Regions from separate parts of the Homo sapiens genome. Here all the other regions are linked to region 2. A link is a contact called in ENCODE Hi-C or POLR2A ChIA-PET data. All regions are on one chromosome and are shown on one strand. The core of a region is the stretch at or near the end of the contact, and the rest is flanking DNA. Distances in the headings are between cores, read along the strand shown. Region 1 overlaps ZBTB20 (zinc finger and BTB domain containing 20). Region 2 overlaps ZBTB20 (zinc finger and BTB domain containing 20). Region 3 overlaps ZBTB20 (zinc finger and BTB domain containing 20).

Evidence for each region. Hi-C counts contacts between places; a loop is a spot of excess contacts on that map. ChIA-PET counts read pairs that join two places held with the same protein, here RNA polymerase II (POLR2A). Pooled maps may share reads with other maps.
Region 1: a map of mammary epithelial cell shows a loop between it and region 2 (3-fold over the local background). The contact joins two enhancer-like sites. A Hi-C loop is called at or near these places in 1 of 168 maps with a recorded cell type or tissue (mammary epithelial cell). POLR2A ChIA-PET finds 5 or more read pairs at or near these places in 3 of 52 experiments (HEK293, PC-3 and activated B cell).
Region 3: a loop to region 2 is called in a pooled map, with 2.1 times the contacts of the local background. The contact joins two enhancer-like sites. A Hi-C loop is called at or near these places in 2 of 168 maps with a recorded cell type or tissue (GM12878 and mammary epithelial cell) and 4 of 50 pooled maps.

What each region holds. Positions count from the first base shown.
Region 1 is chr3:114,445,389-114,448,088 of GRCh38, reverse strand. All of the region lies in intron 7 of ZBTB20 (zinc finger and BTB domain containing 20), which reads left to right. Among named protein-coding and RNA genes, the nearest start is that of ZBTB20-AS5, 6.9 kb to the left of the region's middle. Within about 2 kb of position 1,373, at least 8 of the 41 ENCODE cell types and tissues checked have a DNase peak (open chromatin) inside an H3K27ac peak, as active enhancers do; they include mammary epithelial cell, where a contact is called at or near this core.
Region 2 is chr3:114,705,331-114,708,030 of GRCh38, reverse strand. All of the region lies in intron 5 of ZBTB20 (zinc finger and BTB domain containing 20), which reads left to right. Among named protein-coding and RNA genes, the nearest start is that of MIR4796, 37 kb to the left of the region's middle. Within about 2 kb of position 1,275, at least 5 of the 41 ENCODE cell types and tissues checked have a DNase peak (open chromatin) inside an H3K27ac peak, as active enhancers do; they include mammary epithelial cell, where a contact is called at or near this core.
Region 3 is chr3:114,379,007-114,381,706 of GRCh38, reverse strand. It overlaps ZBTB20 (zinc finger and BTB domain containing 20), which reads left to right. Exons shown (of 12, transcript NM_001348800.3): 9 at 767-930; 10 at 1,303-1,490. The coding sequence starts at 920. The region is part of intron 7 of ZBTB20-AS1 (ZBTB20 antisense RNA 1); the gene reads right to left. Among named protein-coding and RNA genes, the nearest start is that of ZBTB20-AS1, 29 kb to the right of the region's middle. Within about 2 kb of position 1,431, at least 19 of the 41 ENCODE cell types and tissues checked have a DNase peak (open chromatin) inside an H3K27ac peak, as active enhancers do; they include mammary epithelial cell, where a contact is called at or near this core.

The sequences.
Region 1 (2,700 bases), core at 124-2,623, 260 kb after region 2:
TTCCCTTCTTACCTAGGCTGCCCAACCTGCCAGCTAGAGATTTTCTTTCTGTAGCTTTCTCTTCAACTGTCTGAGACATTTCCTTCAACAACCAATGACTTTCTACTTCCAAGGGATGGTTCATATAGCAAAACATCCATTTTTATTTTATATTGCAACATGGAAAGCTTTGAAATTGGAGGGGCAAAGGAAAGGGGCTCAGGGTATCCGAGAAATATCCCAAATGGCATTAGGCTCAAAGCTGTTTTTCATGGTTGCTCAGGTCTATAACTTTCCTGTTCCCTCCAGAGCCTCTAAGTGGTTGAAAGTAGTGAATGGGATAACTATAGGGTACACACTATGATCTAACTGATTCAGTAGATGGAGCTCTTCTCCTTAAGTCTGTATTTAAATTAACGTCCCACTCTAGTTTGTGGGGCTCTCTCTTTTAAGGTGTGTCATACTACACACATAAAATTGAGGCCTGCATAGCTAGAGAAGAGATTTCCTGGCGCTTTTCAAGAGACATGAAGCATTTGTTCTGAAATGCAAACAGTGCAGGGGAGCACTAGGGTGGGGTGGGAAGGGAAATGGAGTTTACCTATCTAAATTTCTCTCTGTGTTTGTTGATATTCTTAAGTGTGAAATTAAATCCTAGCAGTTATTGTGGAATACACTTATTCATTAGCTAATTTGTAAATGTAGAAAAATATATTGCACATGCAGGATTTTGGTGATATTCATTGCAAATCTTCCAAGCTATCTGAACTGTGCAGATCTCCTTTCATTTAATTCTACAAAAGCATCTTAATACTGTAATGCAGTTGTTTCATCTAATTAGTCTAGAGTACCTGAATAAAATGTTACAAGTTCTGAATTGTGACAGCACAGTGGAGGGCAAAGTAGTGTGTTAGTAAGGTGCCTTTGTGGAAGCCAAAATATTTTCAGCAATAACTGAAAATAGATTTCCAGTATCTGTTTTAATGGGGGAAGAGCTACTTGTTTATTTCTTTTTAAATTAATTGAAATGAATAATTGCCACAGAATTTTTGTCAGTGTTACATTGTTTTCAGTACCAATAGAATAAGTTTGATCATGTCTCTTCCTGGTACCAAGTGGAGAAATATATGTACACTGTATGTAATAAATTATCTTCCTTAGTGGAATGTCTTCTCACAGATTGGAGATATTACTGAATATCTCTTGTTAAATCTTGATAAGATCATTTGGCCAAAGTAGAACTGGTCTTGGCTTTAGTACCAAAAGAAATAGCATTTTTAAAAGACTTGGATTTCCTTTGCATACCACGTGTCTGAGTTTGATACAGTCCAGGAAAATAGAGAGGATGAGATGAAATTATTCCTAAGCAGCCGCCGTAGGCCAAACACTGAAACAGTGCCAACCTGGACCAATCAGGCCGGCTTCTCAGAAGATACATGCTTTTGTCAAACACTTACATGAAGAAAGAGAGAGAGGAAGTTCGTGAAACTGTATTTGTATGAATATTCTTCACTGATTTCAATAAAGTCCAGGGTAATAAATTCGATGATTTTTATTCTTTTGTAAAGCAGAAAATCTGAGTTTTTCTGGGCAGCTAAGGTTCTCTAAATGTTGTACTGTGACATCTTTTAAACAAAACTATCCTTTCGAATTTAAGCAGTGCAAAACTTCTCACAAAGAGCAAAGAGTAAAATTGATGGAAACTCAGAATCAATTCCAAACCCATTTCTGGCATGATGAGAATAACATTTGTGCTGTGTTTAAAGTAGTTTAAAACAAGAAAATGATAAAATGATCAATATACTTAAAGCCAAAAATAACCAGGAGAGAACAATCTGTAATCCATTCTCAGTCTGAAACCCCACACTACTTATTTATTGAACATGAAAATAAACAACTATATATTTTATAAGGTGGCCCTGCAAACCTTATAACATATAAACAGTAATGATGAGATGCCAGGCTTTCAACCCTTTATTTAAGCTATGTGTTTAGAATTTAGTCAGGCAAAAACTCCTGGACTTAAACTATTATACATTTATTTGTTTCTACATACCATGACCATAAAAAGAACAAACGTTAAGGAATATATAGATTGTCGCAGTGAACTACATTGCCACCTTACAGTTTATGTACTCTGTTTGTTTTAAAAAGAAAAAAAGGTTTTAACTACAGCAAAAGAATATTTTAAGTTAGAAAGTCAGTTAATTGATCAATATAGAACAGATTTAATATTTCTTTAAAAATACCTTGACTCCTGACTAATTTATTAAATTCAACACATACATAAATGTAAACCATATATATTTTATACTTATTGCTTTAATGGATTGCTTTAAAAGACTAACTTGACACTAATAAATTTTGAACCTGTGGATTCAAGGTCAGTGAATGCTGCTGTCCAAGTTTACAAAAATCTCTCTAGACTTAAGATTTTGCTCTAATAAATAATTTTCTTACCAATTTTTCAGAGGCACTTAACTGGATATATATTTATCGATCAGATAAAATAAAATTGTCCATCTAGATTTTTAAAATTCCAGCTGAAGAACTTAAAATAACAACAAATTGCATAGGCACACAATTTCATTGCACTGAGGTGCTGTAGGAATGATGATAATTCTAATGAGCACTGTGACGAATGCAACTACAATGAAACATGTTTGATTACATCAGTAAGAGTGAACTCAGTGGGCAAGGTCAGAAGGGTGAGACATAGAA
Region 2 (2,700 bases), core at 26-2,525:
GAACACTCACAATGCATTAGGCATTGAACTGAACGTGGAGGAGATATGATTCCTGCTTTCTGAGACTTTGCAATTCCAAGTACCATGATTGATAAGGTACAATATAAATAGTGGGCTTCTAGGACAATGCCCTGTGGTTAAAAGTAATTAAGTTATATGGTGCCAGCAGACTACAGGATACTTGTGATCCACATATGCAGGTGGATTGTGTGCATCAGTCATGATATCTGTGGAATCTGAGAGACGGGAAAGGCATACCTGTTTTAACTCCAGAATAATATAGAGAACTCAAATTCCTGCCCAGGCAAATAGGGATAAGTTGTAGACTGCAAATAGAAGATGGATTGTGGGGAGGAAAAAAAAATCTACTAGTTCCCGCTTCTTCCACTGTGTCCCCTCCAGGGGACACTCATAGGTCAGGGTCCTTCATGTGGTAGCTTTGAGTTCCCGACATTTTCAAAACTGTTCTAGGGAAAGGGTCGGGCATGTATATGAAGACTATTTTCTTGTGAGCACAATGGGAGAATATTTGAAACTGGGACTCTTGTGAAAAATCAGAAAGGTTGCCAGTGTACCTGGGCCTTCCTATTGTCTTGAAGTACTGTGGTGGACTTTGTCATGCTTAAAGGAGGTGTGATTGGGGGTAGGGAATTGCTTGACTGAGAATTAAAGAGTGAGAGCTCCTGTCCAGTTGCTTAAACTGAAAAGGATTTCTGACACATATTTGGTTAGCAAAAATGACTGTGAGTTAGTGGGACAATTGTAGCACTGATGTAAAAATTCCAAATAGTCCTTCCGAATAGATATACACACATTTAGAAAATGCATTATAAATGACATATAGCAAAAATGTAAACAAGCCATTTAATAACATTTTAATGCTTGATTCTGATCTCTTAATTAAAATGTGCATAAAAGAAAACAATGGTGGAACATCTGTGTGTGTTATTGGGATAGCAGGATTTATGCTGCACCCTGGGCTTTTTGTTCGCTTTTCAGTGTGTGTGAATGTGGGTGGGTTTCCTCTTTGAGCCACAGTTACCCATTTGACCCCCACAGGGTCTATATTCCCACCCACCTTCTCTTGGCTGTAGTTGCACCCCCTTTTTTTCCCCTCTTACTTAAAATACTGTATGGTTTGTTCTTTGCTTAAATTAAACTACTCTCGTCATTTGATCTGAAAGCCACTCTTCACCCCACCCCTCTAACCTGAAACCGTGACCTAACCCTGACTCACCCTTGTTATCTCAGCAGATGTACACAGCATTACCTAATGTTTTGGCCTCAGTGAATAATCTCAAAGAGCTTTGGGGAAAGTGTGGCCTTTTGTATCTGTGACCTTGCAGCAGTTATTCCTTAGCTGGACACTGTGGGATTTAGATGTTAAAAACAGACTTTCTACTAACCCCTGCTGGTGATTTCTTTATTATTATTACTGATTTGGAGGATGTATCTCTGAACCCCATTTTGCCCAACTGTTAAATGAGAGTGCCAGCAATCACAAAAAGTCAAGGGTTATTAAGTGCTTTAAAATCGTCCACTGAAAATGTTACACTGTGATATGCTTTTATTTCCACTTTTACATGGAACACATGTGATCACCAAAAAGTTTGTCTTTGATTAAAAAAGCATAAAAAGTACCTCACATCTTCTGTTACTCCCAGCAGATTTATGTATCATTAATACAAGAGAAAGTCACACACAAATAGACTTCTTAAATATACAATAATTAATATTTAATGCCCCCTTTTATGAGGGGGTCTTTGTGCTGGGATGTCTCTAATCTTCACAACGTTCCTGCAAAATAGGTGGTTTTATTCTTTATTCCACAGGTGATGAAAATGAGGTTTCAGAATCATTTAAGTGATGTGCCTACAGCTTTATTGTTAATAAATGGAAAACCTGGGATTCAAACTCAAGTCTGTCTCTCTCTCTCTCTCTCTTTCTCTACATCATATTCTTCCTATAATATCATGACCTATATGGGAGTATGGTAGCTCCCATTTCCTATAGACCGTGGCTAGATGGTGTTATGAAAGAGTTAAGTAAAATGTGCCATTTGTGACAAATGTCTGAAAGTTGTTTTTATAACTAGGATTTAATTCACAAATGAAGAGTAATTATCAATATGGCACAGATGAAGAGCTGCATGTATGGATCAGTATAATTTCTGTTCTTTGGCTTATGGATGCAGTATGCCCCAGGGAGTTTCACAAATCCACATGACATCTCCCAGTGCTGGGTTCTGGGTTAGCTGGCCAAAGTGTAAAATTCCTCCGTGTTCGGATGGCTCACAACTGGTTACTATCTGAAGAGATTTGTATAAAACTACCTACCATACGTAGACTTAGTTTCTTTTCTGAATTTGTCTCTAACACTTGAGTGGGGAAAAAAATACCAAATTTTGATACTGGGTTTGTTGTTTTTAATGGGTGTTTGTTTTTGGAAGTGTTGTGCCAAGAGAGGAAGAAGAAGTGGGTGTGGGTCTTTCTTCCTTTTGCTATTTTCCCTTTGCCTTCTTGTGGTCTTATTTCCAATCTGATTCTATATTATCAGTTTGCCATAATCCTTTGCAAAAGACATAAAATGTTCATAGACTGGAAGTTATTAAGGCTTTAAATCACATCACACTATCATTGGAGTAATTTTGGGGGGGAATTTTGCATATTTCAGTTCTCTAGTATAGGGCATGTGCTGCAT
Region 3 (2,700 bases), core at 182-2,681, 330 kb after region 2:
ACAACAAATTTAAATACAAAATATTCTGCATAACAAGTACATTACCATGCTCACAGAAACAAGGGAAACATGGAAACAAATCTACTTACAACAAATTCTGTACCACACATAGTCTTCTACAAATAAAATAAATGCTTTTTCTGGTCATGTCCACATAATGATAGAAAAAGACACAAATCCAAGGGAATTGGAGAAATGTTCAGGAACTATTACTAATAAACCAGTTTGGCTGTGGTCTAGGGTCTGTGTAGTATAAGCTAAGTATTTGTTAATTTCATATCAGTTGCATTGTCCTGGGGAGAGGAGACCTGAGCTGACTGATAGCTGTGCTGTTTTACTTCCTATTCCTGACCCCATATAACAATTAGTAACAATTACTTTCTAATTCCCTTCACCCTTCTCTTCCTCATGTCCCAAACACACAATCACACCCTAAACTCCAGGACGATGCACCAAATCAAAAATCTTAGGCGTAGGATGAGTAAAGAGTTGGAGTAGAAAAATCTCTGCATGACACCTTCCCTCTTTAGCTACTAGAATCTAAGCTCTTCTTTTCACTTTTCACTTGCTACTCTAACAGAAACCTCCCATCACTACCCCCTCATCCGTACAGGCTGCAAATTTAAATTGTGATTTGAAATTTTATTTAAAATAAAATCTTAATAAGAGCAGGAAAGTTGAATGTTCCTTAATGTAGTCCATGAGTAGAAATTTAAAGTTGGAAGGAACCTTTAAGGCCTTCTAATCCAAGCCCTTTATTTTACAGATGAGGAAACTGAAGCCCAGAGAGGTGAAGTGAGGTGCCCAAGGCCACACAGCAAGTTAGAGGCACAGCTAGTACGGTAGCTCAAGTCTCCTGACTCCCAGTCCAGTGCTCCTCCCATTACTCCACGAGTCCTGTCTCTAAGCTTCCTGACAAATGCTAGAACGGTAAAACTTCCACTAGTATTTTTCCAGACCATGTTAAAACTCCTAAGGGGGGAAGAGGGATGCTTTCTTGGATAATGTCAGCCATACGTAGCTCAAGCTGTCTAAAGTTCTGGGACAGGGTCTTTTTATGCAGCCAACAGAGTCCAAATGTGGTGCTGTTTGCTTGGCCCATATGCTTTCATGTGTTCCCAGTTAGGCCATTACTGGAGGGAAAAAAAACAAGAATCAGCTTGTTTTAAAACAAGGGACATACTGGACTCCCTCCCATCCCCCTTCAGAAAAAAAAAATCAAGTTATCTTTAACAGATTCTAAAAATGCCTTTTCCCAAATATGCAGTCAGTTCCTTCAAAGGGCCCTTTGTTTATTTTCAGGAAGAAACCCAAGACAGCTGAAAACCAGAAGGCATCTGAGGAGAATGAGATTACTCAGCCGGGTGGATCCAGCGCCAAGCCGGGCCTTCCCTGCCTGAACTTTGAAGCTGTTTTGTCTCCAGACCCAGCCCTCATCCACTCAACACATTCACTGACAAACTCTCACGCTCACACCGGGTCATCTGATTGTGAGTACACCACTAAGGTGATGGTGTCTTTGCAGTGCTTGGAGTAGTGCTTCTACCCTGGGTTCTGGCTTTTCTACTTTCAGAGCGAGCTCTTTGCATTTGGTCTTCTAAAGCAGCCAAAAGTAATGTGCCACCATTTTCATTCAGCCAATATCTATAAGTTTGCAAAGCTAGAGTGTATTTAAAAGCCAGGTGACATGCCATTTGGCCTTAAAGGGCTGATTAATTACATAAAACACGTTCTTTTCATAACACTAACCCAGAAAATGAAGTTTTGTTGCTGGTATCCATTTATTCTTGATCTGGATAATGGCACTTCCACAATTACTAAATTGAACAACCAAATGTGGACCTCAGAAGGCCAGTTAGACACAAGGAAACATCCATTTTGAAATTACATAACACAAGTCAGATTTGCATTAGTTATTGGAGTCTCATGTAGCTTGGCTGAATTTCTGTCTTTCCAGTTTTTAATTTATTTTGAAGTGGTTAAAGGATAGCATAAATTTACAGAAGAAAAGAGAATGGCTTCCAAGAATTCAGAAGCCACCCAGACTTCACACAGCCAATGAGAATCCAGGTTAAAAATATTTTTTAATTAAAAAAACTGCCTAAGGGCTAAATTTGGAAATGGGCAGCTTAATGAGATCGTCGCTATTGAAATCACTTCTTTGCTGTTTATTTTTGCCATCTTCCCACTAATCTGGGAGTCACTTCTTCTAATTCTATTTTAAGCAAGTTGATAAATCACGTTTAGGAGATTTTTTTCTTTTTCTGAAATGTAACCCAATACTTCAGAGAAAAAGAAACATGTGTGTTGACAATGGAAAGGAATGAAATAACTTTGGAGTCGAATCCAAAAGAATATTCCTTTTAGTCTTAACATACCCAACAACTCTTCTGAACTGATCTCCATAAAGGATGTCTGGTAACATGCAAATAACTGGCATATTCTTCTTTAAAATGAGTAACATAAGACCTGCAAAGTTTTATTTCAAAAATAAAATTTTGTCCACAAAGACAAAAATTATTAGGAAATGAGATTCTAAATCTTTTATTGTTATTTTTCTGACAGAACAAATGTAAAATTCTGCAAAGAAGGCAAGAGACAATGGTCCAGGAGATTCCATTCTCTACTTGCTTCATCATGATAGTCTCTAAAGAGAGGGAAATGAGCTGGCGGCAGGATTGGGGTGAAGAGAGCTTGTTC